Linked DNA regions of Mus musculus: all the other regions are linked to region 5. Evidence: chromatin loops called from intact Hi-C (ENCODE). Cell type or tissue: heart. All regions are shown on one strand. Region 1 overlaps Mertk (MER proto-oncogene tyrosine kinase). Region 2 overlaps Zc3h8 (zinc finger CCCH type containing 8). Region 3 holds the start of Tmem87b (transmembrane protein 87B). Region 4 holds the start of Zc3h8 (zinc finger CCCH type containing 8). Region 5 holds the start of Mertk (MER proto-oncogene tyrosine kinase).

Region 1 (5,000 bases), 54 kb before region 5:
GGTAAAACAGAAACAACCAAAAGCAATTTTGGGGGAAAAAATCTTTAATCAAAAAACGAATTCCCCTTATTAAGGAGGTACGATCATGGGCCATGGGCATACAGTGCTGTTATGTCAGGATAGGTGTGCGTGCAGTTTAGCACAGGGCCATAAATAGACATTCTGGAACATTTTGGAGTCCCCTGGTAGATGCCATGAGGGTGGAGTGAAGGCTGAATTCCACCTCTGACTCAGACCTTGTGGGTGACAGGAAGGTACCAGCTGGCCTGAGGCTGAGGCCACCACTGTTTGAGAAACAGGGGCCATGTGCTTATCTTAGGGTGACTTTTTGGCAGAAACGACTTTTTGTTCTTTCATATTAAACTATGCACTGACTTCCTGGTGACCAACCACTAAAACTAAGGTGGAAGAAACCTTTGGCTCTCTGCCCCAATCCCAGTTCTGGAACCTTCTGTGAGCATGTACGGGCAGGTTCTTGGGAAAAAAGTCAGATTTCTAAAATGGCCCTCCTCTGTGGACCCTGGGGAAAAGTGGGGCATAGAATGGCAAGAGGCACATGAGGGAGCTAAAAATAGAAAAGGAACATGTGTTCCAAAAAAATGGGTGAAGAAAGAAACTCTAGTCAGGATCAAAGGAAGTGAAAGGGTATGTCCGGAAAGTGTGCAGCCCTGAATCCCATCCAAACCATTCATTTGCTACCGAGTTTAAAATGGTGATGAACTAAAATCCATGCTCAGTCCCTCTGGGAAGGGACTGACATGCTGGACGCAATTTCTAGATCCCATGAGCGGCCATCATAGGAGATAAAGGACACTCTATTAAATGTGAAGATCAGAAAAATGAAACCCAGGTTTTAATTTAGGTAAATATCAAGATTGCTTGTGTCATTTAATTGGCTTTTCCGTGTCATTTGCTCATCTACCAAAGGCAGAAGGGAGAAAGAGTGAAGGGGAGCCGAGCTAGCTGATGGTTTGAGTGCAGAATGACCACATCTGGCACCACATGGTCCAAGGTGGCCGAGGGGAGCTTACCCTTGTCTGCCCTGGGATGCTTTTTTATATAGTCCACAGCTATGCAAAGCCACAGCAAAGTCAGAGAGATTGGGTGAAGCTGGTGTTTGACTCTTCACCTTTCGGAGTGACCTGGCACTTCCAGCCATTCAGCTGTCCCTCCCCTCCTCACACCTACCCAGAGACTCACTCTCTCAAAGAGGTCACAGTGTGAGCCATTCTCTCTCAGAGTCTCCCTGAAGTTCTGCCATACCCTCTCTGGCTCCTCAGTTTAGCTTTTCAGAAGGCTGGCTATAACTCCAGCTATATCCGAAGAACAAACACTAACACCATTTCCTCACTGTACCCAACAATGGAGCTCTGAACTCCCATAGAGCAAAACTGGTAGAGTTAAAGGGAGAAAGGCTTAAAAAATGAGAGTTGAGACCTAGGTTCCTCACTTATAGTTACAGATAGAAGTATATACTAGGACAGAAGACAAACAGGATATAAGACAGAGTGAGACAACGAACCAACCAGGCTAAACTGTTACACAGAGAACATTTCTACAACTGGTTTACCCCATCTCTAGTGCTCGGCAGTCTCTAGGATAGGACATCTGCTATGTCATTAAACAAGCTTTAATAAATGCTAAATGACTGAAATCATGCTAAGTATTTTCTAATGGAATGTTAGAAATAAAAAAGAGGCTCAGTGGATAAGAACACTGACTGGACACGCATGGAGACCCACATGCAAATCAGCAGCGCCCACATAAAAAGAAAGTAAAAGAAAAAAAAGAAAAAGGAAAGAAAGAAAGAAGGAAAGAAAGAGAGAGAGAGAGAGAGAGAGGAAGAAAGGAAGGAAGGAAGGAAGGAAGGAAAAAAGAAAGAAAGAAAGAAAGAGAAAGAAAGAGAGAGAAAAACAAAATAGGCAAAATCAAACCAAGGGAGAAACCCCTTGAGATGAATGATAATACAGCAAATCAAAACTGCCCTGGAACACAGCTAACGCCATGTCTACAGGGAAATGTTTAGCACAGATGTGCAGCATAAACACTTAGAGTACATTTTTTTCCAATGAGGCATGGTGGCGGCACACACTGCCCTTTGGAGGCAGAAGCAGGAGGAACAGGAGTTCATGGTTATTTTTGGCAACAGTGAGAGGAAGGGCACTATAGACAACAAGAAGCTGACTCTGTCTTTTAAAAAAAAAATCATTAATCAGTTGATTAGATTTCCTGGTGAGAGACGGTAGGCATAAGGACTGCACTGAAATTCACATACAAAGTCAGGCAGGAGCCAAGCAAGGCTGGGAGCCGTACAGCGAGGAGACGGTTTTAGGGATAATGTTTGTTTTTATTTTTCAGAGAAGGAACAGCTGTCAGATAAGAGTAGGAGGCACCAAGGACAGTGAACTTAATTCTAGTTGGTATGAAAAACATCTGGTTGATCAACACAAAATTCTCTGGAAGTCACTTCTCCAAACTGAGTTGGCATGACAAGTATGCTAGGTTAATTTGTTTGTCTTTTTAAAATCTAATTTCATTCATTTATGTATTATTATCATGGGAGGGACACTTATGTGCCATGATACACAAGTAAAGGTCAGAAGAGGATGCTCAGGACTCTGTTCTGTCCTACCCTGGGATCAAACTCAGGCTCTCAGGCTTGTGTGGCAACTTGCTGGCCTGGTTAATGACTTTTGTTTGTTTGCTTATTGTTTATTTCTTGATACTGGGTTTCTGTGTTGCCCTAGGTATCTTGGAACTCACGCTGTAGACCAGGCTGGCCTTAACTCAGAGATCCACCTGCCTCTGCCTCTCCCCACCTCCAATGCTGGGATTAAAGGTATGTGCCACCACCCCACATACACAGGTTAATGAGTTTTTAATGAGAAAACTAGATATTCAGGAAATTAAGAGTAATTCCATTCCTATGCATAACAATGGACAAGGTAGAATACATTCATACAATTAGAAGACAGTCCAAGAGTGACTGCTAACTAGCTCCTACACAGTGTCTGATCTGACTATGGAGTTAGGACCTCTGAGCTCTGATGTTGCTTGGCATCAGATCTTCAGGGCCTGAATTCTTTCTGGTCCTGTCACTCACAGACTTGGTGAGTGCTGTTTTAAGCAAGAGGTATCTGAAGAATGCCTTGGTTGCAGTGGGCTCTTGTTAAATAACAATGTTACTGATAGTGTTTTCATGAAAGGAACACTCAAGAGTATACAGCTTATACCACAACAACGTATCATTTAGGGTGACCTACCCATATTTTCCCCAACCCTGTTTCATAGTAACTTTAGCTAATGTTAAAAGGAACTGATGATTGAACAAGTCCAGCAAACCCAACCCCCAACCCCCTTTTCCCCAAGAGACAATGTTAGCTAAGGGGCTTCATCTATCAGCATACATGACCCACATGACTGTCCTCCATAACACCAGCCCAGGATAAGTCACTCTGGGAGGTGTGGAGCCTCCTGGACCTTTGGTCACAAACCAGCTCTCCTTCAGGGATGTGTCTATGTAACTTATAAAGAATTATCCCTGGTTTCATGGCCTTTGTCCTTGGAAACATGTTTCTCCCTTGCTTGGGTCCTGGGCCACAATGGAGCACTGTGGCCAGAGAATCAAAACAGCCCGTGATGGTGGACACGGAGGGGGAGTGGAAGAGGTTACCCTGGGGAGGAGGAGGGAAAGTCAGAGAGCACCACTCAGCACCTTCCCTCTCCATTTTGGAAATTTACCTGAATGCTGCAGTTCTGAAGTGGGGAGTAGCCATCAAAACCAGGGACCCAGGAGACCAGGATGCTGTGTGCTGTACTGTTGAGGATATGGACTTCAGTGGGCGGGGAGGGGATTACTATGGAAAAAGAAGACACACACACACCATCACAATTATAAACCACAGGAGGCTTCAAGTATCAACCAGTTTCAACCTGTGGGTCGTGACCCTTCTGGGGGTCAAGCAACTCTTTCACCTGAGTCGCTTAACATTGGAAAACACAGATATTTATATTACCATTCATAACAGTAGCAAGATTATGGTTATGAAATAGCAACAAAATAATTTTGTAGTTGGGGGTGACCACAACATGAGGAACTGTGTTAAAGGACGGCAGCATTAGGAGACTGAGAACCACTGGCTTAGGCAAAGTGGGTCTTGGTTATTCTGGAAAAAGCTTTAAGATAAATGAAGGTCAGTCAGAAACACAAGTTTGACCTCAGAGTTGGGGAGATAAGGCAGAAGGACCGGAAGTTCAAGGCCACCTTGTCTTAAAATAAACGCATAGAAATCCCACAAGCTTTGGAAATAGAATAGAGGTTTTTGGTTTTTTTTTTGTTTGTTTGTTTGGATAGAGTTTTTAAAGAAAGTTTAGATGAGATTCTACATGAAGCACACATTTTAATGCTTCCCATTTTATACATGTCTAAACTCGGAGAAGTTTAAACCTTAGCCTTAGTAAATACGTCTTTATAAGTCTACACCCACTGATGGATTTCTGAGATTCCCAGCATGCCTTTTGAAACTGTAATAGCAGAATTTGTGGAAAAGGAAGGAAGTTATACACTTCCTCCAGGAGTCACTTTTAGTTTGTTTTTTTTGTTTTTTTTTTTTTTTGGCAATGAACCTTTACAAAATGCTATGTCATATCCTTCATCCAGTCCGTTTACCGAAACTGAAATCAGAATCCTTTAGAACTCCTTCCGTCGTTTTAAATCCCCTTCTCTGCATGCCCAACCTTTAACTTATCATTCAGCATATTCCAACATGTCTTTGTGTTGCTGTGATTTCCTGAGGATAGTAGGAAAGAACCATGAACCCAGCATTTCATCTTCTCTATCTAAAGAGCTACGTGACAGTAAAATATAAAACATGTTTGAGTTTCTGTGAGAAAGAATGACGACATAAAGATTAAATACAGCATAATTTGCTTGTGGGTTTTCCTTCCCTTCCAAGTTTTGGGTGTCAATACCTGTTATTACGCAGGAGTTGAAGGACAGG
Region 2 (5,000 bases), 240 kb before region 5:
CTATTGTCTTACATTACTTTCTAAAGCTTTATTTTACCTTCTCACATTGGAATTTATAATCTCTATGGTGTGCAGGCAACCCATCTTCCCATTCATTTGGTTATTATCATGCCTAATTGTTCCAGGACCATTAGTTTATCAGTAAGGGGCTGTCTTGTCCCTGTGGTTTTACATTGTCACTCTTGTTAAAATCAAGTGTTAATGTTTAGTCTTCTCAACTCTCTGTCTTGTCCTCTGAATTATTTTATCCTTCCTCAGCAAGACCTGGCACCTTTGTTTATTTCTTCTTTAAAGTATCTTGGTTATCTCTCTCTTTTTTTTTTTTTCAAGACAGGTTTCTCTGTGTAACCCTAAATATTCTGGAACTTTTCTCTGTAGACCAGGCTAGCCTCAAATTTAGGAACCTACCTGTCTCTGCCTCTCAAGTGCTGTGATTGAAGATGTGTACCACCACACTACCCAGCTTCTCTTGGCTATTCTTATATATAGGTCCATCTATATAAATTTAAAATTAATTTGTCAGGTAGTCCTGGTAGGCTTTTCATTGGAAATATATAAAATTTATAGATTATTTAGAGGGGAATTAGAATCTTTAGAATATTGTATAGTTTTTGTCTTAAATCTTTCTAAGCATTTTATGTGTGTGATTGTTGGCAGAAGCTCATGTGTGTGGAAGTGTGTGTCTATATCTGTCTGCATTACTGAAAGCACCAGAGGACAACTTTGGGTGTTGTTCCTCAGGCATTATTCACTTGTGGTGTGTGTGTGTGTGTGTGTGTGTGTGTGTGTGTGTGTGTGTGTGTTTATGTAAGTAATATATTTATTGAGACAGGGTCTCTCACCAGAACTCACCAAGTGAGCTAGTCTTGCTATCAGGTGAGCCCCATGGATTCTCTTATTTCTTATGTTCTGCTTTTTTCTTAAGGTAGGTCCTGTGGCTTAAACTCAGGCCCTGTGTTTGTAAAGCAAGCTCTTTGCTTACAGAACCCTCAAGTGTCCCATAGTTTTTCTTTGTGAAGTCTTACATCTTAGCATACCTCTTTGCCCACTAAATAAATTAGAGACTAAAACCATTGTCTGTTGCTAGGAGTAGGCTAACTTCTTTGTAAAGCATGTTAGCGAATCTTGGTGACTCTGTGGGTTATAGTCTTGTCACAGCTAAAAACAGCAGAAACAGCTTCTAAACAAATGGGCATGACGGTTTCCAGTGGAACTTAACTTTATAAGTTTATAAAGCCAGGTGGCTAAAGGAAAAAGGCTGCAGTGGCTCACTCCTACACTTGAGAGGTTGGGGTGGGAGGAGTGCTGGGGGTTTTAAGCCAGGGTGGGCTATATAGCAAGGGCCTGACTTGGTTAAATGAAAAAACAAAAGAACTTTATGTCTAAAATGCATTATATGTACCCATGTTGCTAAGTACAGACATCTTAATAACCAGAGCTGATACACATATTTTTTTAAGACAAGATTTTGTGTAATTCAGGCTGGCCTTGAGTTACGTAATTGAGCCTCTCGTTGAACTTTTGCTCTTCCTGCCTTCCCTCATGTTGGGATTACAGACAAGTAAATACGTTTGTGCAAATTCACAATCTTTCTCCAAATTATCATTAAAGGCAAATGTCATTGTAGTTTATTTGTTGTAAGTTTTGTTTTCTGTGTGTGTGTACACATTCATGTACATGTATGTGCATATATGTGGAGGCCAGAGGTTGGTGCTAGGTAGCTTCCTTGATTGTTCTCTACTTTGAAACAGATTTTCTTTCTCTCTCTCTCTCTCTCTCTCTCTCTCTCTCTCTCTCCCTCCCTCCCTCCCTCCCTCCCTCCCTCCCTCCCTCCCTCCCTTGAGCTTACTGGTGCACTTGATGCACTGTCCAGTGAACTCCTGGATCTGTCTGTCTCCATTCACCTACTTCTGTCTCCTAGGGACAGCTATGAGGTCACCATACCCAGCTTTTACATGGGTGCTAGGGGTCTGAACTTGTGTTCTCATGCCTGCGTAAGAGAGACACTTGATGACTGAGCCATCTTCCTTGGCTTCCTTGTGGTTGGCTGGTTGGTTTTTGTGTATGTGTTTTAAAATTTATACTATTTTTTTTATTGTGTGTATGTGTGTACACTTGAGTGCTGGTTTGCCTTTCAAGGCCAGAAGCATCAGATTCTTTCGAGCTATACCTGCAGGTGTGAGCTGTTGGACGTGGTACTGGGAACCAACTTGGGTCCTCTGGAAGAGTAGTACTATGTGCTCCTAACACTGAGTCATTTCTCCAGCCCATTTTCAATTTTGCAAAAACATAAGGTGTTTAAAAAAGAGTGTAGAGAATGCTATATGAAACCCATGCATGCAAATGCAATAATGGTCAATTAATGACCATTATTCCTTATATATCTTAAGTTTTGAAATTTCAATTTTCATCTTTACTTAGTTTAAGCACCTTGGAAACGCTGCAACATCACCAAAGAGTTTGCTACGTAAAAAATCAAGAAGTAAGGACTATGACCCATATAGTGATGGTGAGACATGCAGCCAGGGGTCAGAAGATAACTTTGACAAAGAGCTTCAACAGTACATACAAGCCAAAGAAATGGCAAACGCAGCTCAACCCTCATTACTTCCTGAAGAGTCTGTGAAGAAAGCAGGAGCAGAAGGTACCCAGCAGAGTAAGCGCTAAACTGTTTACCACTTAAAGTTCATTTGTAGAAGTTGGGGTGGTTGTCTGTATTTGGATGAGTGTTTTATCACCTGCTCTTTCTCTTATGATGAAAAGGTGACTTTTGTTGTTCTTTATTTATGTCAGATACGAGATTGCTTGATGTGAGACATAATCCAAGACTTGGTTGCTTGACATATAAATGCGTATTTTGTAGGAGACACTAGGCAGCTGCTACTGAGTTATCAAAGGCTGTGTCTCTATCAGAAGAAATTTGAATCCTCAGCTTCTGCATGTATGAAAGATGAGGCTGTGCCTGTTCGTATGACTCTCATTTAAAGAATTGACTGACTGGATAATCGTGCTTGTCTGTGTCCATATATTTTTAATTGCTGGGGATTGATCACCCAGTCCTCATATGTATTAAGGAAATATGCCACCACAGAACCATATCCCTAGCATGGAAATGTATTTCTTTTTCATTTTTTTTAATTTTTATTTTTTAAATTGAAATTATTATTTTATTTTATTTTTTTATTTTTTTGGTTTTTTTGAGACAGGGTTTCTCTTTATAGCCCTGACTGTCCTGGAACTCACTCTGTAGACCAGGCTGACCTCAAACTCAGAAATCCACCTGCCTCTGCCTCCTGAGTGCTGGGATTAAAGGCGTGTGCCATCACCGCCCGGCTAGAAATTATTATTTTAAATTGCTAAAATGGGATTTGGCCATAGACATTCATTTCTTTCATTTCTTTCACTCTCTCTTTTTTTTTTTCTTTTCTTTTTTTTTTTTTTTTTCTTTTTTGAGACAGGGTTTCTCTGTGTAGCCCTGCCTGTCGTGGAACTCACTTTGTAGACCAGGCTGGCCTTGAATTCAGAGATCCTCCTGACTCTGCCTCTCAAGTTCTGTGTGCCACAAGCACCCAATTTAAATGAAATGCTTAATGTTTTTCATTTACTGTGTTTCCTCCAAGTGTTTCTTCTATTCAAAGTACATCTCTAGGTAAACTTAGTGTATATGGAACATTTTCTTTTTTTTTTTTCTTTCTTTTTTCTTTGTTGCAGGTCTTGTGATATGTTGAGACGGGGTCTCATCTAGCCCAGGTAGTCTAAATCTTGCTGTGTACCTAAAGTTCGCTGTGAACTCCTGATCCTCCAACCTCAGTGTCCTCAGTGCTGGGCTTACAGTTGTCCTAGTTTGCTCTCTATTGCTGTGATAAACCACCATGCAGCCCTTGAGGAGGAACGGGATGGAGTCATGTTACATATTTCTGAGTGATAAACAGTCCATCACTGAAAGAAGCCACGCATGGCAAGAAGTGAAGTAGAGACCATAGAGGAGCAAGCCAGTAAGCAGCGCTTTCTCAGCCTGCTTTCTTAAACCATCCAGGTCCACCTGTCCAGAGTGGTATCACCCACAGTGAGCTGGACCCTCCACATCAGTCATTAACCAACAACATGCCCTACAAACTTGTCTGCAGGCAGTTTGATGGAGTTATACTGACTTCCCAGATAATTAAAGTTTGTGTCAAGTTGACAAAAAAAAACCAGCCAGCAGCAAGTATTTACCACCATCCTCAGATTTATGACATATCTTCAAGAGAAAAAAAAAATCTAATATGTGAGGTCCTAAACCTCTGTAGTTTTTTTTTTTTGTAAAACTGTAGTCATTCTAATTATCTCAGTCAGTTGCTTATATCTTCAAAATATTCTGGTCTGTGGCTGGCAAGATTGCTTAATTGTTTTGATTTTGTCTCTCATTAAACTCTTCTTTTCAAAAACAATGTATTTGAAATTGGGATGTTAGAATTCTCTTTTTTTCTTTGCCTCATATAGCAAAGCTCCTAGACAGTCAGGGCGCTGCTGTCACACCAGTTTTCCTTTGCTGAGCTCCAGAGTTCCCCTGCGTTATTATAAGGCATATTTCTGAAGGTTAAGCTGATGTCGTACCTTTATGCTGTTTTAAAAAATGAACTTGCTTGTTTTTAGCTGCTAAACAAAAAAATAAAAAATCTAAAGCTGGTCACAAGAAAGTTAAACAGAAGAAAATGAAGCGAAAGTGGCCTGGCACTGGAGACAAAGGGTCAAGGGCCTTGCTGAAGAACAGTGGCTCCCGGGAACAGGTACAGGAATTGACTTTAGGAGGATGTCCTCAGGGTGCTTTTCTTTCACTCCAGCTTCTGGAAGTGCTCAGTGATGTGGGGAGGCAGGAGCATCCCACATACAGGGTTCTGTGGAGACTTGTACCTGTGAAGACTTGACCAGAAGTTGACTCTGGCCGTCCTTCTACCTCTGCCTCCTCCCTCTTAGCACTGGCTGCCAGCACCCACTTTCAGCCTCTGTGATTTCCCTGT
Region 3 (5,000 bases), 120 kb before region 5:
TTTATAGCTAAAAGAACCTTTTTTTTCCTTCTGATGAATTCATAAATGAAAGTCTTTTTTTTTTTTTTTTTTTTTAAGACAGGGTTTCTCTGTGTAGCCCTGGCTGTCCTGGAACACATTCTGTAGTCCAGGCTGGCCTCGAACTCAGAAATCCACCTGCCTCTGCCTCCCAAGCGCTGGGATTAAAGGCATGCGCCACCACTGCCCCGCATAAATGAAAGTCTTATTCTCCATGTTCTAAAAGACAAATTCTGACAACTTATTCTAAGAAAAAAAATAATCAGCCTGCTTTTTGCAAAGCTGACACTGCTGGCTTGAGCTACACAGGAAATAAACTCAGTCTGACCAAAGCATAACTACAGTCAAAAAACACACTTCTCTGCTTGTCAAAAGAACCTGCCATTCTTCCCAGTGGGATTCTTACTATCTGAAGTACGCTTGACAAAGATCTTTTGGTACATGCTCAAGCAACAGTTTTCATGGAGCTGATTCACAATGCTCTTATTTTGAGTTTGGAAACCGGCTTAACTGCATTCACTAAAAAAGCAGCAGGAAACCATAAAGTGTGCTTCAACAAACATTGCTTTTTATTGATGAGAAATACAGCCATAGAGATGGGCAGGCCCTATCGTGGTAAGTATACAAAGACATGTTTCATTCTCTCTGTTCTAAAAGATACATTTCTGACAACTTGATATAAGAAAAAAATAATCATCCTGCTTTTTGCAAAAAAAGGCTGCTGACACTACCAGCCTGAGCTACACAGGAAATAAACTCAGCCTGAACAAAGCATATGACAGCTAAAAAAAAAAAAAAAAAAAAAAAAAAATACTGGGCACCTACTCAGAAGAATCTCAAACGCAATGAATACACTGAGCCGGGCCACAGAATGAAGCCTACACTTGAGCCTCTGCAGTTTTGTGTTTGGAAGTATGTGCACCTTCTGATACTACTTTTGGTTGAAGGAATATAAATATAAATGTCACCTTTAGAACTTAGACGCTGTTTCCACACATCCCAAGCAGATCTGGGCGAGTCATCTGACTCTGGACTCAAGACAAGGCCGCTTCCCGATATCCTGTCTCTTTTGCAAGACTTTGCACAATTTGGTCTCTGCCTTCTTCCCACATCATCTCTTAACCATACAGGACGTCAAGTTCTCTAACGGCCTGCCCAGTTACGGAAGTTTTCATCCATCAGACTCGCCCTTTAAACACTCTTAAGCAAACACCCTGTTCCACAGACACGCGCAGAAGTCATGAACACTAAGGAATATACAGAAACTCAAGAAAAATAAGAGAGGCGAGGTGACTTTATGCACGACTGTAGAGCACACTCAATTTATGCTCTAACAGAAAGGCTAGACAAACCTTGTGGCCTTGTGGATGTGGCCCCAGTAGTAGTAACCTAGCCGAAGTATTCGGTCCCAGCGATGCCGCTGGGAATGCAGAGATTGGGGCTCTGAACTGAAGAAACAAAAGCAAGATCTAGAGACACCGTGTCAGGACAGTGAGAGGCGGGTGGAGAGCCTCGCGAGCAGCAACAACATTTGGAAAGGGAAGCCGTCTTAGGAAAGCACAGTGGGACCGCTCTTCCCAGAAGCCTAGGCAGAGGAGGGGGACGCTCCCTTCCCAGAGCCCACTCTAGACAAAAGGCTCAAGAAGCGCGTCAGAGGACCCACCGCTGGTCCCAGAGAGCCCTAGTGAATGTGCCCAAGGCCAGACTGGTCCGCAGGCGGAGCTATCCAGCCAGGGCCCTGGAGCCTAAGAAGCGCCACGCCTCAGTCCCTACAGAGCACTTACGTCATTGACCGTCCTCGTCCAAAGCCCGAGCTCGGGGACTGCGTCCACAGCCGCCGGGACCCAGCACAGGAGACACAGGGCAACTCGCAGCAGCTGGGCCCCGGCGGGCCGGCGGCAGAGGAGGCTGGGAAGGAGGCCAGCCTCAGACCGACAGGCGGCAGCCATCTTGACGCGGACGCCGCACCTGCGCTCCCGGAACCCGGCCACGCCCCGGGGCCGCACCTGGCTCAGCTCCGCCCCTGAAGGGGCGTGCCCACGAGGGGAACGAGAGCACGGGCGTGAATGCGGAGGGGGTCTTGGGCTGAAGCGGATAGGCGCTGTTAGAGGAAATAGGCTCAAACCTGGAGCAGGGCTTCAGGGCCAGGCCTGGAAGGAACCGAGGAAGTGTGGAGGGAAGGGAAGAGAGTCCAGAGGGAAACCCGCCCACGGAGGGGGCGGGGCCTGGGAGGTGGGGCCGGGTGGAGGCGGGGCTGAGAAGGTGGGGCCGGGAGTGGAGGCGGGGCCAAGACCTTAATTGGGGCGGGACTATGGGCACGGGGCGTGGTAGGGAGGCGGGGCCTTCCCGGGAGAAGGGAAGGCGGAACCAAAGTGTGGAGGCGGGACTACAAGATTAAAAGGGCCGAACCTGGGCGGAACTAGAAGCTGCTTTAAGGGGAAGGTTGTGTGTAGAAAGATGGAGGCGGGGAAAAGAACAGGGAGAGGAGGGGGAGGAAAAAGAGGCAGGGCCTTAAGGGAAACTAGAAAGGAAAGACCTGGCTGCAACGCAGTTGAAAGGTCAGCTTGCAGAGCAGGGCCCCGAGGATAATGGGGCACTCTAATGACAAGTTGCAGAAATGAAGATCCTAGTACTTGGGAGGTGGAGGTAGGAGGATCGTGGGAATTCAAAGACAGCCTATAGCCACATAGCAAGCGTGAGACCAGCGTGAGCTGCACAAGCTTGTCTAAAAGCAAAACAAAATACTTGTCAACTAAGGGGAAAAAATTGTTTCGAGAGCAATAGTCAGGTCTCACCAGTAGGTGGCACTAGGAAATTGATGTTTTATATGAATTTGAATCTTTCCTGAAGGTGTTTTTTTAGTCCCGATTAGATTCAGTAGGAGTTACTGTTTATACCTCTAATTTCCTTATTTTAAAATAGTTAACTATTTTTCAAGCACATTTAAGTTCACAGTAAAATCGAGAGGAATGGATCTCTAGAAAGTTCTAATATCGCCCTGGTCACCAGCTTCCTCTGCTAGCAACATTCCACACTACAAGGAGTACCTTTAATAGAGACCATTAAACCAGTAATCAATTCAGAACTGTATCTTACGGCTCATTAAATATCTCACAGAGGTATCGATCTCCGAGTAATAGACTAAACAGGGAGTTTACCTTATTGAAGAGCAAATGGAATATTGAGATGGTCCTGAGGTTAAAGGCACTTGCTGCCAAAGCTGACTACCCACAAGGTCCCAGAAACAGACTCTGGAATGTTGTTCTTTAACCCCCAAATACTTCCCACTCAATACATAAGTAAAATGTAATTAACATTTTAAAAGAGTAATTATGGGCTGGCGAGATGGCTTAGTGGTTAAGAGCACCCGACTGCTCTTCTGAAGGTCCAGAGTTCAAATCCCAGCAACCACATGGTGGCTCACAACCATCCATAATGAGATCTGACGCCCTCTTCTGGAGTGTCTGAAGATAGCTACAGTGTACTTACATATAATAAATAAATAAATCTTTAAAAAAATAAAATAAAATAAAGGCACGAGCCGCCACAAAAAAAAAAAAGAGTAATTACTTTTGTTAATTAGATGCTTCTTATTCTAGGGTAATTTCATTTCCAAGGAAGAGTGGCACTAGCATTGCTTCCTTGAGTTAGTTAGGCTGTATTTGTTATCTCCTCCATCCACAACACTCAGCCAGGGGCCAGGGTAAAATCAATCAAACCTAACACAGCAAAGGGCCATCAGCAGGGGGTGGATGTAGTATTTGCCCAATATACCCTGACCCTGGTTCAATCAGCACCACAGAAAGAGCTAATGGAACAGGGGACACTGGTCACATCCTGGGGTGTAGATATAAAAGAGTCTGGAGACACTGGCCACTCCTGCAGAGGACTCGGGTTCCATTCCCAGTACCCATATGGCAACTCACAACCTCTGCTCCAGTCCCAGGGCATCTGTTGCCCTCTTCTGATCTCACTGGTCCACAACACATACAGGCCAAATACTCATACACATAAATAAGTAAATCTAAAACATATTTTTAATTTAAAAAGCCTATAGCTTTTTTTTAATCCTTATATTTTAGAGATTTCTTTAATTTAGATGCTTCTAGAAGCAGTCTCTGGAGTAAGACTCCAGTTCATCAGGAAAGGATCATAAATGGCAATAGGTTAGCGTTCTTGAAATTCATGCGGTAAGGTTCTAATCTCCAGCTCATCAAATGTGAATAGAGAAAGAGAGTGAGATAAGATCTTCAGGGTGGGCCCTTATCCGGAAGGATTGGTATCTCTATCCAAGAGCCTCAGACACATTCGAAGCCTGGGGAGGACATTGTAGACCCTAGGAGCTGCGACAAGCCCCCAATAGAGGCAGTCAGAGGAATCTGTGTCAACAACTTAATCTTGGACTTCCTGATCCCACAACCGCAAGGAGCTCCACGCTGCGCTCTAAACCTCCCAGGTTCTGTTCCTTTGTTTTGCCAATCTTAACAAATCAGCCCAGACAGTGAGTAAATGTGACCGTGAGTGGAATGTGGACAATAGAGACAACGTAATTATCCAGTCAGCCACCGCGGTGGCAAGTGGCATGTAATCTCGGAGAGACTTCGGAAAAGCATGTGAGCAATGTCCCCAAGTCACCTCACCAGGAAGCTGCGTTGTTTGCATGGATGGTTCCCAGCTTATGGTAGTTAGACTCACAGTTTTCAGCTTTATGGTATTGCAAACTGAACACCCAGCACAGGCTGTTCTTAATTTTGATCTTGCCCTGGCTGGAGATGCCTGATGTGGTGCTTTCTGGTGGTCCTGGGCACCCTAAAGTCAGCAAGCAAAGTGGAAGCTCTGCTGTGTCCTGTGACACCAAGGTGACTGCTTTGACAGCTGATGCGCCAAAATGCTGCTTTCTTCTTTATTGAGACAGGGTCTCACTATATACCCCAATCCTTGAACTCACAACCCTCTGTTTCCACCACTTACGTGCTAAAAAC
Region 4 (5,000 bases), 240 kb before region 5:
TAGCTCTGCCCTCTGTAGCACTCTCCAGCTTGATCCACTCCACTGTTGTTGCTGTTCTTGGTGATCATCCCATGGTACTGGCATCTCTAATACATTGAGGTCTCCTGCTGCAATGAGGCTTCATCAAGAGCCTCTCATAGGCTCTTCATGGTGCCAAACCTCAACTCCTTTGCATGACCCCTTCAGTCCTGGGCCATCAACTGCAACGGAAGCTGCACTATCACCAATGGCCTTCCACGGCCTCACAGTGCCAAGACTCAACTGTTTTTTCATGACACCTTCATGCCTTCAAAACCAGTACTACCTTGGTGACTCTTACACATTACCAAGTACAGCTGCAGCATGAGGTACAACCTTGGCTATCTCTGGAACACAGCTTCTTTGTGCTCTCAGAAAACACTACCTGGAAGATTTCACCTCAGTGATGCTGGTCTCTTCTTAATCAGCACTAATTTTTTAGTTCCAGCTAACTAGCATCAATTGTCCCAGTAATCCCTTCTATTCTGGACTCTAAAGCCAGAGCCACATGGCTGAAACTGCAGAGTTATGCTGCTTGCAGGAGCTGAAACATGACCCTCTTGTTCTATGACATTATCACCAGCTTTCTGTTTTCCAACTCCTTCACTGCCTAAGCTTGGCTGTCCTGGATCTTGCTCTGTAGACTGATCTTGAACTCAGAGATCTGTATGGTTCTGTCTCCTTTAATGCTGGGATTGAAGATATGTATCACCATGCCTGGACTTAAAACTTTTCTTCACCTAGAACCTGCTCTGTTCAAGGCTGGACATAAAGTCAGAGATCTGCTTGTCTTTGCCTCCTGGAATTAAAGACCTGTACTTTGCTGTGTGGATCTTGGCCTAAGGTCAACACTTCCTTAATTCAATTTAACCTCCTTGAACATAAGATTCAGTTCCATTTCACTTCCTGGTGCCCCTTTAATGTCAACCACATATTTTGTATTTTTCCTTTCAAAGCCTGCTACACTTATTCAAAAAAAAAAAAAAACCTCTTCATGAGATTTAACCAGAGAACAAAGTCTATGTTGGGCTTTTTTGAGACTTCCTTTGTCAATGCAATTAATATATATATTTACCTTAGCCCCACATAGACTCTCAGACAAGGGCAAAAAGCAGCCACATTCTTCACCAAAATACCACAAAAACAGTCTCTATGCCACAAACTGAAAATTCTTCTCTGAAACCTCTTGGGCCTGGTCTGCACAGTTATTCTCAGCAAGTCTTCCATATTCCTACTAGGATGGTCCATTAAGCCCCATTTAAAACATTCCACCGCTTTCCAAATCCAAAGTCCTGAAATCAACATTCTTCCAAACAAAAGCATGGTCAGACCTATCCCTGGTACCAGCTTCCATTTTTTTTTTTCTTGGTTTTTCGAGACAGGGTTTCTCTGTATAGCTCTGGCTGTCCTGGAACTCACTTTGTAGACCAGGCTGGCCTGGAACTCAGAAATCCACCTGCCTCTGCCTCCCAAGTGCTGGGATTAAAGGCGTGCGCCACCACGCCCGGCTACCAGCTTCCATTTTATTTAGGGTTTTACTGCTGTGAACAGACATCATGACCAAGGCAACTCTTATAAGGACAACATTTCATTGGGGCCGGCTTACAGATTCAAAGGTTCAGTCCATTATCATGAAGGAATGAGCATGGCATCATCCAGGTAGGCATGGTGCAGCAGGAACTGAGAGTTTTGCATCTTCATCTGCAGGTCTCTAAGACTGCACCCCCCCACCCCCCCACCCCCAAATAGTCTTAATACTTAGTACTTTCTATTGAATTTGCCTGCTTTAAATATATTTATGTGTTTACTCAGAAGAGATCGTCTAGGTTCCTTTTTGTGCAATTAATTTTGCTTGGTCACCTGTCAATTTTAAAGGGGCTGGAAGAGATATATGGCTCAATAGTTAAAACATAAAGGTCTTGCGTTCTGTTCCCAACACTCATGTCAGGTGGGTTACAATAACTGGCCTCCGCGGGCATCTGCACTCATTCTCTCTGTCTCTCTCTCGTACATATAAAAATAGCACAGCTTTCTAAAGAAGAATCCTAAAGATTATTTTAATTTTTTAACGACATTGTAGTGCTGCACTAAGGAACGAATCGGACATAAGTACAGAGAGTTGCGCGTGCGCAGCTCAGGCACCGAAAGCCTCCCCACCAACGGTGAGAACTGCGCATGCGTGGTAGGGCTGGCCAGGTCGCGCGGAGTCGCGCCCAAGCAACATGAGCGCGAGCGCGTGCGCGTGCGCTGGGCGGAGCGTGTGGCCCTTGGCGCGACTGTAGCCTCCGCTTCGCTGGTTGTTCAGTACCTGCTCGGCGTGGAGAGGAACGGTCCCTGTCTGAGTTATGGATTTTGAAAATCTCTTTTCAAAGCCCCCCAATCCGGCCCTCGGCAAAAAACCGGCCGCCGACCCTGAGGAAAGGTGATCCCCACGTTCTGGTCCTTTGCAGGGCACCGCTTGGGCTCCGCCCCCTCGCTCCTGGAAACCGGCGAGCCCTGGCTGGCGCGTGGGCCGGGACCGGAGCGGGGAGGTCGGAAGGGGAAGTGGGGTGGAAGTCAGAGTAGGGACTGCGGGCGAGGGCAGTGGCCGGGCGGCGGGAGGAGGCCCCAGCCTCTGAATCTGCCCCCAGGGGCCGGCTGCTCCCCTTGCACGTGCGCTTAACGTGTTTGCTGTCAGTCACCTCCGAGGTGGCTTTGCCGGCACCTCGAGAGTTGAAGGATACATAGACTGCTCTGCCAGTGATCCTGAACCAGAACTCCCAGAATAAAGCAGCAAGCATCATTTCGGCTTAGTTTTTCTGTTAATTTGGAAAAGCGTGTTGTTAATCTCGTACTTAGTCAGAGTGCGGGATTTCTGTGCAGATACCCACTCACTTTTTAGGTTTTTTTGGTTTTTGGTTTTTTTTTTTGGTTTTTTTTTTTTGGTTTTAATTTTTCGAGACAGGGTTTCTCTGTGTAGTCCTGGCTGTCCTGGAACTCACTCAGAAACCCGACTGACCCTGCCTCCCAAGTATGGGATTAAAGACATGTGCCACCACTGCCCGGCCCACTTTTTAGTTTTTTGAGTTGATAATGCCCTCAAACTCCATCTCTCCTAAATCCTTGTCTTCTATGTTCTCTCTTTCCTCAGTGGAACCCTTGACACATCCTTCACGAGTTTTTTTCCACCCTCATTAAGATAACATTACAGTGTTGGGCTGGGCCTATTAATCTCAGCATTTGAAAGGCAGGCAGATCTTGGGAGACTGGGACCAGCCTGGTCTAAATAGCAGGTTCCAAGCCAACCTCAGCTACATAGGGGAAACACTGTTTCAAGGGGAAAGGATATATGTATATGTTCACTGCTCAGTCTCAAATACCTTAGTGGAAACTGTTAGCCTAATTGGGCTACCATAGCTTTGCTGTGTAATTAATGTGAAACTTTTTTTAAAAAAGATTTATTTGTTTTATGTATGTGAGTACACTATAGCTGTACAGATGGTTGAGAGCCTTCATGTGGTTGTTGGGAATTGAATTTTTTTTAAGGACCTCTGCTCGCTCTGGTCAACCCCTCTCAATCCAGTTGGCCCTGCTCCATCAGTCCCTGCTTGCTCCGGTCCAAAGATTTATTTATTATTATACATAAGTACACTGTAGCTGACTTTAGACGTACCAGAAGAGGGCGTCAGATCTCTTTACGGGTGGTTATGAGCCACTATGTGGTTGCTGGGATTTGAACTCAGGACCTTTGGAAGAGCAGTCAGCGCTCTTACCTGCTGAGCCATCTCGCCAACCCTAATGTGAAACTAAAAGTTTCACATCAACCTTAAGAAGAAAGTGATGGTCTCACATTACAGATGAGAAAATTGAGGCATAGAGGATTAAGGTGCTCAAGTTACTTCATTACATATGAGTTCATCACCCAGCTTCTAAAGCAGAATCATTCATGGAAATTAAGTCCTGTTGATACTGTGAAGAAATGGACACATTACTTGCAGGTGATAACATGTAAGAACAACAAGAGAAATGAATTATAATTTTTAACATGTATGAGAACTGAGTAAGGTTAAAAAAATAGTTAACACTTCAAACATGTATAAAACAATATACCCACTTACTAAAGTTTGGCTGAAATATGTAAGGGATACTTGGATTGGCCAAAAGATAGGTGAAAACGGGTCTGAAAGTAAGGTGTGTGTTTGTATGCCTGCTTTTCACTTTGCCTTTAGGTCTTTTTCAAGGTTTTAGATTTCTGTATTTTTCTCTTAGTTTGTCTTTTGATTTTGCCTGTAAACTTTTTTTCAGTGCACTAAAACATGTTTTGGTTTTTTTTTGTTGTTGTTGTTTAATTTATTTTATATGTATGAATGTTTTGTCTGCACCAGGTGTGTCCATTGTCCTTGGAGGCCAGAAGAGGAAAGTAATCTTACCTGTGGTTGTTAGTCACCAAATAGGTGATGGAAATCAAGCTAGGTCCTCTGGAAGAGCAGCCAGTGCCCTTAACTACTAAGCCATGTCTCCAGCTTGAAGCAGGGGTGACTTTGTTCCTGATAGGAATATTCATTTATTTAAAACAACCTCTACTGGCAGAAGACACGTCATTCAGGGCCATGGTGATAGAAAAGTAAATGAATAAAATACAGAGAAATGCAGGTGGTCATGAATTGTGTATTATTGAGGTGGACCACAGATACGAAGTTTAGATGATAATGAAAGCCATGGAGGAAATGAAAACGTGGGTGAGGAGTTAGGAGGTATTTGTGGAATAATAAGGATTGTGTGGTAAAGAAGATAGTTAAGGAAGAGTCTTACTGAAAGGTGGTTTTCATGGTGGGTATCCAGGTAAATCAGTTGAATGGGAAGTTGGCTGTTTGGTTGTTAAGGGCTTGGATTTGGAGACAAGGATATTGGAATTAGCTGTATAAGATGATATTAGAAGCTGGAGGATTGAAGGATATCACAGAGGATGAAAGCTTAGAAAAAGGAAAGGCGAGGACTGGCTC
Region 5 (5,000 bases):
AGGCGGTTATATCGTGCTTACTATCTTAAAGAACAAAATTCATTCACTCATTTATTCAAATGAACCCTACTTACTTCCAAAAAGCAAGAGGGGTCACTTAGAGTTCTTGGAAAAAATGTTTATAATAAGTTGGAATGTTTGTTTTTAGTGTCAATTTAAGAAATCGACCATTTTAGCTGGGCGGTGGTGGCCCATGCCTTTAATCCCAGCACTTGGGAGGCAGAGGCAGGCAAATTTCTGAATTCGAGGCCAGGCTGGTCTACAGAGTGAGTTCCAGGACAGCCAGGGCTGCACAGAGAAACCCTGTCTCGAAAAACCAAAAACCAAAAATTAAAAAAATCGACCATTTTAAAAGCCGGGTTTGTTCTCAGGGTTCACACATCTTAGTCACAGATGAAGTCACCAGACTGGCTTCATTTTTATGCACTTTCAAACTTCTCCTTCATCCTCTTTCCCTATCTGACCCTCCCTAGGGACACTGTGTGCCCCTTATACAGCTCGGTCGCCCCCTTTCCCTCCTCCCCCCACACCGTGGTCCAAATCAGGGGCCAAGCAGAGAGGAAAGACTGGGACTCCTGAAACACGTTCTCAGCAGCTCCAATTCAGGTAGAAAAAAATTGAGAAACTTTCATTCTTTCTCAGCGTGCATTTTAAGCCTTTCTACGGTTGTCTATGTCTGTCAGCTACAGAACTTCATCACACGTTTTCAAAACTTAGAAAATAAAGCATAGCAGGGCAGTGGTGGCACTCGCTCACCTTTAATCCCAGCACTTGGGAGGCAGAAGCAGGCGGATTTCTGAGTTCAAGGCCAGGCTGGTCTACAGAGTGAGTTCCAGGACAGCCAGGGCTACACGGAGAAGCCCTGTCTCGAAAACAAACAAACAAACAAACAAACAAAAACAAAAAGAAAATAAAGCATAGATTTAAAAATATCAAACAAAAGCTTTGGTTCCTATCACTCTTCCCATGCTTATGACAGTCACAGCCTCCAAAATGACGCGTGGCCTGCTAGGGCTAGTAGCAAAAGTATACCCGACTTTCAGCGGATTATTAAGAACAGTCCTGGCAGAAAGGCTGAGGAACTTTTGAGGGTTTAGTAATGGAGAATAGAGTGGTCTCAGTTCTTAGCTCGTTTTTTGGCTGTTGATGTTTGTTGCAAATTGTCACGTTGCCTCAAACTACAAATTGCTTATGTAATTTAATGTGCAAGGAAAGAATTGTTTAAAAAAGAAAAAGAAAAGAAAAGGAAAGAAAAGAAAAAAAAGCTCATTTGAGCAAATGAACTTTGAGAGGAAAAATGAGGTTTGTAGCTAAACCATAAACCAAACTTTCCTTAAAAGACAAACTTTAGTCTACCAGATTCAAGATCAAAGAGACAAAATTACACTCCGAATAGAAACAGATCTTTTAGGGCAGGAGCAATACCTGAAGGAACAATACCTGAAATGTGCTTGCTTATAGTAGTCTTCCAACCCCTCCTGCGTCTATTTCTTTTTGGAAAAACCTTGTTTTGTTTTCCCCCCAGCAGCTTCTTTACAAAGTGCCTCAGTGTCATCTGTTGGAGGAACCTGCCATACTTGTTTGCGCTAATCAATCCAGCATGTCAAATTGAACCGCTTGTGAGAGCACTTGTGGTCTGAGCACTTGTTTGTGCTACCCAAACAAAAAAGATTCCGCTCCACAGTAATAATAGTGAAAGGACCGTATCGTCCCCCTCGGCTTTTTGCAGGCTTCTTACACTCACAGACAGGCTGTCCCTACAAAGGAGGGCTAACACAATGTTCAGCAGAGCCCAGGGGAGAAGCCAGAACTAGTCTTTCCCTGGCGGGACACCTAGCCTCCAAGCAACGCCACGCGCTAACGGTGACATCCAACTTTTGCAGCTACTTATTGGTTCACGGCGTGGAATTACCTTGGAATCCTCGGTCTATGATTCGCAGAAACCCCGCCAAAGCTCGGCAAGGCTAGACAGTGTTGAGGGTAAAGTTCTTGGTGCATGCCACGCCAGACCTGAGTTGCATTTCTTAAAGGCTCAAACTTCGCTGCTCCCAGAGCGCCCAACCGGGCTTGAGGTCTTTCTCTGTGGTAATGGGAAGCTCTCGGTTCCCATCGGTTCTACTAAGACGTGCACCCCAAGACCCGGCTAGGGAGCCCCCATAACCCTCTACGGCTCGCTGGAATGAGTAGCAGCTCCCGGAGACCCTGCAACCTGCACTCACCTCCACTCCAGAGCGCGGGTAGCAGCAGCAGCCCCAGTAGCAGTGGGGCCAGAACCATCGCGGGGCCGCGGATCTGGCAGTTCTCTCCGGACAGATGCACGTATCCACCAACGTCCCAAACTCGCCAGTCGCCGAGGGCGCGTGCGAAGCGCCTCAGTCCCGGCCGCCCGGGCAGCAGGCGCCAGAGTGGCAGTGCGGAGTTGGGGATCGCAGGAGTCCTAAGTTAGAAGAGGCGGGCCCAGGGCTCAGGCCCGGGAGGGGCCAGCAGGTTGGAGTGGACAGGGGCGGGAAGGGGGAAGGGCAAAGAGAGCAAAGAAGGATGGAACTGGAGGAGGGGGCGGGAAGGGGAGGATCCAAGGACAAGCCCTAGGGAGGGTGGAGGGGCGGGGCAGAATGGAACTTGGGTCAACTCCAGCAGGTTAACCCCTGGCTTGAGTGTGTAGGAAATCTGGAAGGGAGGTGCTGGAGGAGATGGAACAGAGCTAAGGAGGGCCACCATCTTGAGCTAAAAGGACCGAGAGACGGAGAGGAAGGGGAGGGGGCTAAGAAAGAAAATAATCGGGAGGATGATCTCTGGCTACTTGGTTACATCAGAGGAATCTCACTCTGTATGGGTAGGTAGAAGGGATTGGAAAGGGTAGAGGCCGAATTTAGTGGAGAGCGACGGATGCAACTCCAAGACCTTTAAAGGTTAGTGGGTCCAGCTGCTTTGGAGGGGCAGCGATTCTGCAGTTCAGGCTCTACTGGCATAAGAGGTCCTAGCAGCTGCATTCCAGAGGCTGTGGCCGCCGTGGCAGCACACCCTGCTTGCCAGGTCCTCCCCCTGGCTACTGAAACGGAGTGCAAGAGCGGACCCTGGCGTCAAGATCTTGCAACCTCCACCCCAGAGGTTAGCTCGGGGAGAACTAAGCCGAATCCTGTAAGGAAAGAGTTTGAAACAGGGATGGAAGAAAGTGCTGTTACAGGAAAGGGTGGGAGGCCCAAACCACGGCATCAGATTGTGAATCTCAAAGAAACGGAAGGCGTATGAGGCTTTCTTAAAGGAAATAGAATGATTTGTTTTTCTTTGGAGATAAGATCACATTAGAGCCCAGAGTAAACCACCCTGATAAATTTAAAGTATTTATTACTGAAACTGAGGACAGACCCATACGCACTGTGATACAATAAGCTCCTTGCATCTCTAGCCCTGCAGGAGGACATCAAACCAGAAGCGCTGGATTAAACAGACCCTTGATTGGTGCTTGATGTGAAAGAGCCCAGTTTACTGTGGATGGTGCCATTCCCGGGTAGGTCATTCAGGGATGCATAAGAAAGCAAGCTGAGCAAGCCAGTAAGCAGTTCCTCTATGGTTTGTGCTTAAGTTCTGGCCTCCAGGTTCCTGCCTCGAATTCCTGTTCTGACTTTCCTTCATGATGCATTTCAACTGTAAGCTGAAATAAATTCCCAAGTAGCTTTTGGTCATCACAACAATAGAAATCTACGTAGGACAGACAGGGTCTTGCTATGCTACCTAGGCTGGACTTGAATTCCTGGTTGTGCAAATATTCCAGCCTTCTTAGTAGCTAGAACTGCACGTGTGTGCCACTAGGACTTGCTTAAATCTCACTTTTTTTTTTTCTTTTAAAGGCAAGGTCTAACTATTTAGCCCTAGCTGGAATGGAATTCACTATGTAAACCAGACTGGCCTCAAACTCACAGAGATCTATCTGCTCTGACTTCCATGTGCTAGATAGAATTAAAGGTGTGTGCTACCATGTTCAACACAAATGTGACTTTTTTTCTTTCTGGTTAATTACTTTAGTTTTATGTGTATGGGTGTTTTGACTGCATTCATGTGTATGCTGGGGTACCCATGGAGGTCTGAAGAGGGTGTTGGGTCTCCTAGAATGTAGTTGCAGATACTTGTGAGCTACCAGTTGGGTACTGTGAATTTAACACTGGTCCTCTGCAAGAGCAACAAGTGCTCTTAAGCACTGAGCCAACTTTCCAGCCGCAAATCTGTCTTTGTTAATGGGGCCTCCCTTGTACAGTACTGTTTTATAGGCTACTACCAATGCAGTAGGAATGAAGCACTGGCCATTTTATTAGATTCATAGATTTGGACAGAGGAAATGGATTGTCTTTTCTCTGTGGCCTCTCTGTCTGTGACCTTGAGTATCTAGCACCTGGAGTGACCCCAGCGGGAAGGGACCTGAGAATCTGTGGCCTGGCTTTGTACATCTGCAGTACTGGAACACAGCCATCATAGGCAATATTATCTCTGTGGTTTTGTGCTGAAGTGGCAGAGCAGAATAGTCGTTACAGAGATTGTATGGTTCACAAAGCCATATAATCCAGCCCTTTACATAACCAGCCAAGCCCTGAACTAAAGGTTAGTTCATTTACATAGCTGCTGCCTGCACTGGCATGATTTGGAGACAAGGACTTTGGACCAAAGGATCTAGACAAGCTTAGAGGAAGTCTGGCATGGGAGCTCAGAGCTCCAAGAGTGAGCAATCCAGTGAGCAAGGTAGACCGCTGCTGTGTGGTGCTGAGTGACCTAGCCAGAGGTCAAGTGGCTCTCAGGGTGAAAGCAATGTCAAGCCATACTTGAAGCCGCACACCATAAACTCTTCATGAGAGATGTGTCAAAGAGCTTGCAGTTATGCTTGCACACCTCCACAAACATGCAAACAGAGCTAAAATTTAAAAGCTGCATGCCGGCATATAGCGTTACTTACTATACATCCAAATGAAATTGTAATTTTATCACTGCATTTCTTTTTACCAAACTATGTG

What was found. A loop is a pair of places that touch in the nucleus more often than their neighbours do. Peaks named below come from ENCODE experiments on the same cell type or tissue, not always from the same donor. Only the 100,000 strongest peaks of a DNase experiment are listed, where the experiment ranks them.
Region 1: it touches region 5 in a loop (3-fold over the local background); 12 of 42 quality-filtered maps call a loop at or near these places.
Region 2: it touches region 5 in a loop (3-fold over the local background); 11 of 42 quality-filtered maps call a loop at or near these places.
Region 3: it touches region 5 in a loop (12-fold over the local background); 38 of 42 quality-filtered maps call a loop at or near these places.
Region 4: a loop joins it to region 5, with 3 times the contacts of the local background. A loop is called at or near these places in 11 of 42 quality-filtered maps.

Annotation. Positions count from the first base shown.
Region 1 is chr2:128,750,764-128,755,763 of GRCm38, reverse strand. Mertk (MER proto-oncogene tyrosine kinase) reads right to left here. Exons shown (of 19, transcript NM_008587.2): 6 at 3,742-3,857. Among named protein-coding and RNA genes, the nearest start is that of Mertk, 54 kb to the right of the region's middle. In heart, no CTCF peak of the experiment used is centred here; DNase peaks (open chromatin) are centred at 293 and 2,123; H3K27ac peaks cover 3,128 bases.
Region 2 is chr2:128,932,968-128,937,967 of GRCm38, reverse strand. It overlaps Zc3h8 (zinc finger CCCH type containing 8), which reads left to right. Exons shown (of 9, transcript NM_020594.2): 3 at 2,422-2,656; 4 at 4,636-4,769. Among named protein-coding and RNA genes, the nearest start is that of Zc3h8, 8.6 kb to the left of the region's middle. In heart, no CTCF peak of the experiment used is centred here; no DNase peak of the experiment used is centred here.
Region 3 is chr2:128,815,306-128,820,305 of GRCm38, reverse strand. Tmem87b (transmembrane protein 87B) reads right to left here and starts at 2,003. Exons shown (of 19, transcript NM_001355629.1): 1 at 1,803-2,003. The coding sequence starts at 1,967. In heart, CTCF peaks have their summits at 1,941, 2,608 and 2,809 (motif pointing right); DNase peaks (open chromatin) are centred at 1,135 and 2,255; H3K4me3 peaks cover 2,624 bases; H3K27ac peaks cover 1,823 bases.
Region 4 is chr2:128,941,288-128,946,287 of GRCm38, reverse strand. It overlaps Zc3h8 (zinc finger CCCH type containing 8), which reads left to right and starts at 2,268. Exons shown (of 9, transcript NM_020594.2): 1 at 2,268-2,440. The coding sequence starts at 2,364. In heart, no CTCF peak of the experiment used is centred here; DNase peaks (open chromatin) are centred at 2,207 and 2,497; H3K4me3 peaks cover 1,581 bases; H3K27ac peaks cover 1,167 bases; H3K27me3 peaks cover 223 bases.
Region 5 is chr2:128,696,323-128,701,322 of GRCm38, reverse strand. Mertk (MER proto-oncogene tyrosine kinase) reads right to left here and starts at 2,408. Exons shown (of 19, transcript NM_008587.2): 1 at 2,220-2,408. The coding sequence starts at 2,277. It overlaps Gm39931 (a long non-coding RNA gene), which reads left to right and starts at 2,821. Exons shown (of 5, transcript XR_001783466.2): 1 at 2,821-2,909; 2 at 3,407-3,508. In heart, CTCF peaks have their summits at 2,879 and 3,078; DNase peaks (open chromatin) are centred at 2,492 and 3,032; H3K4me3 peaks cover 2,334 bases; H3K27ac peaks cover 2,400 bases.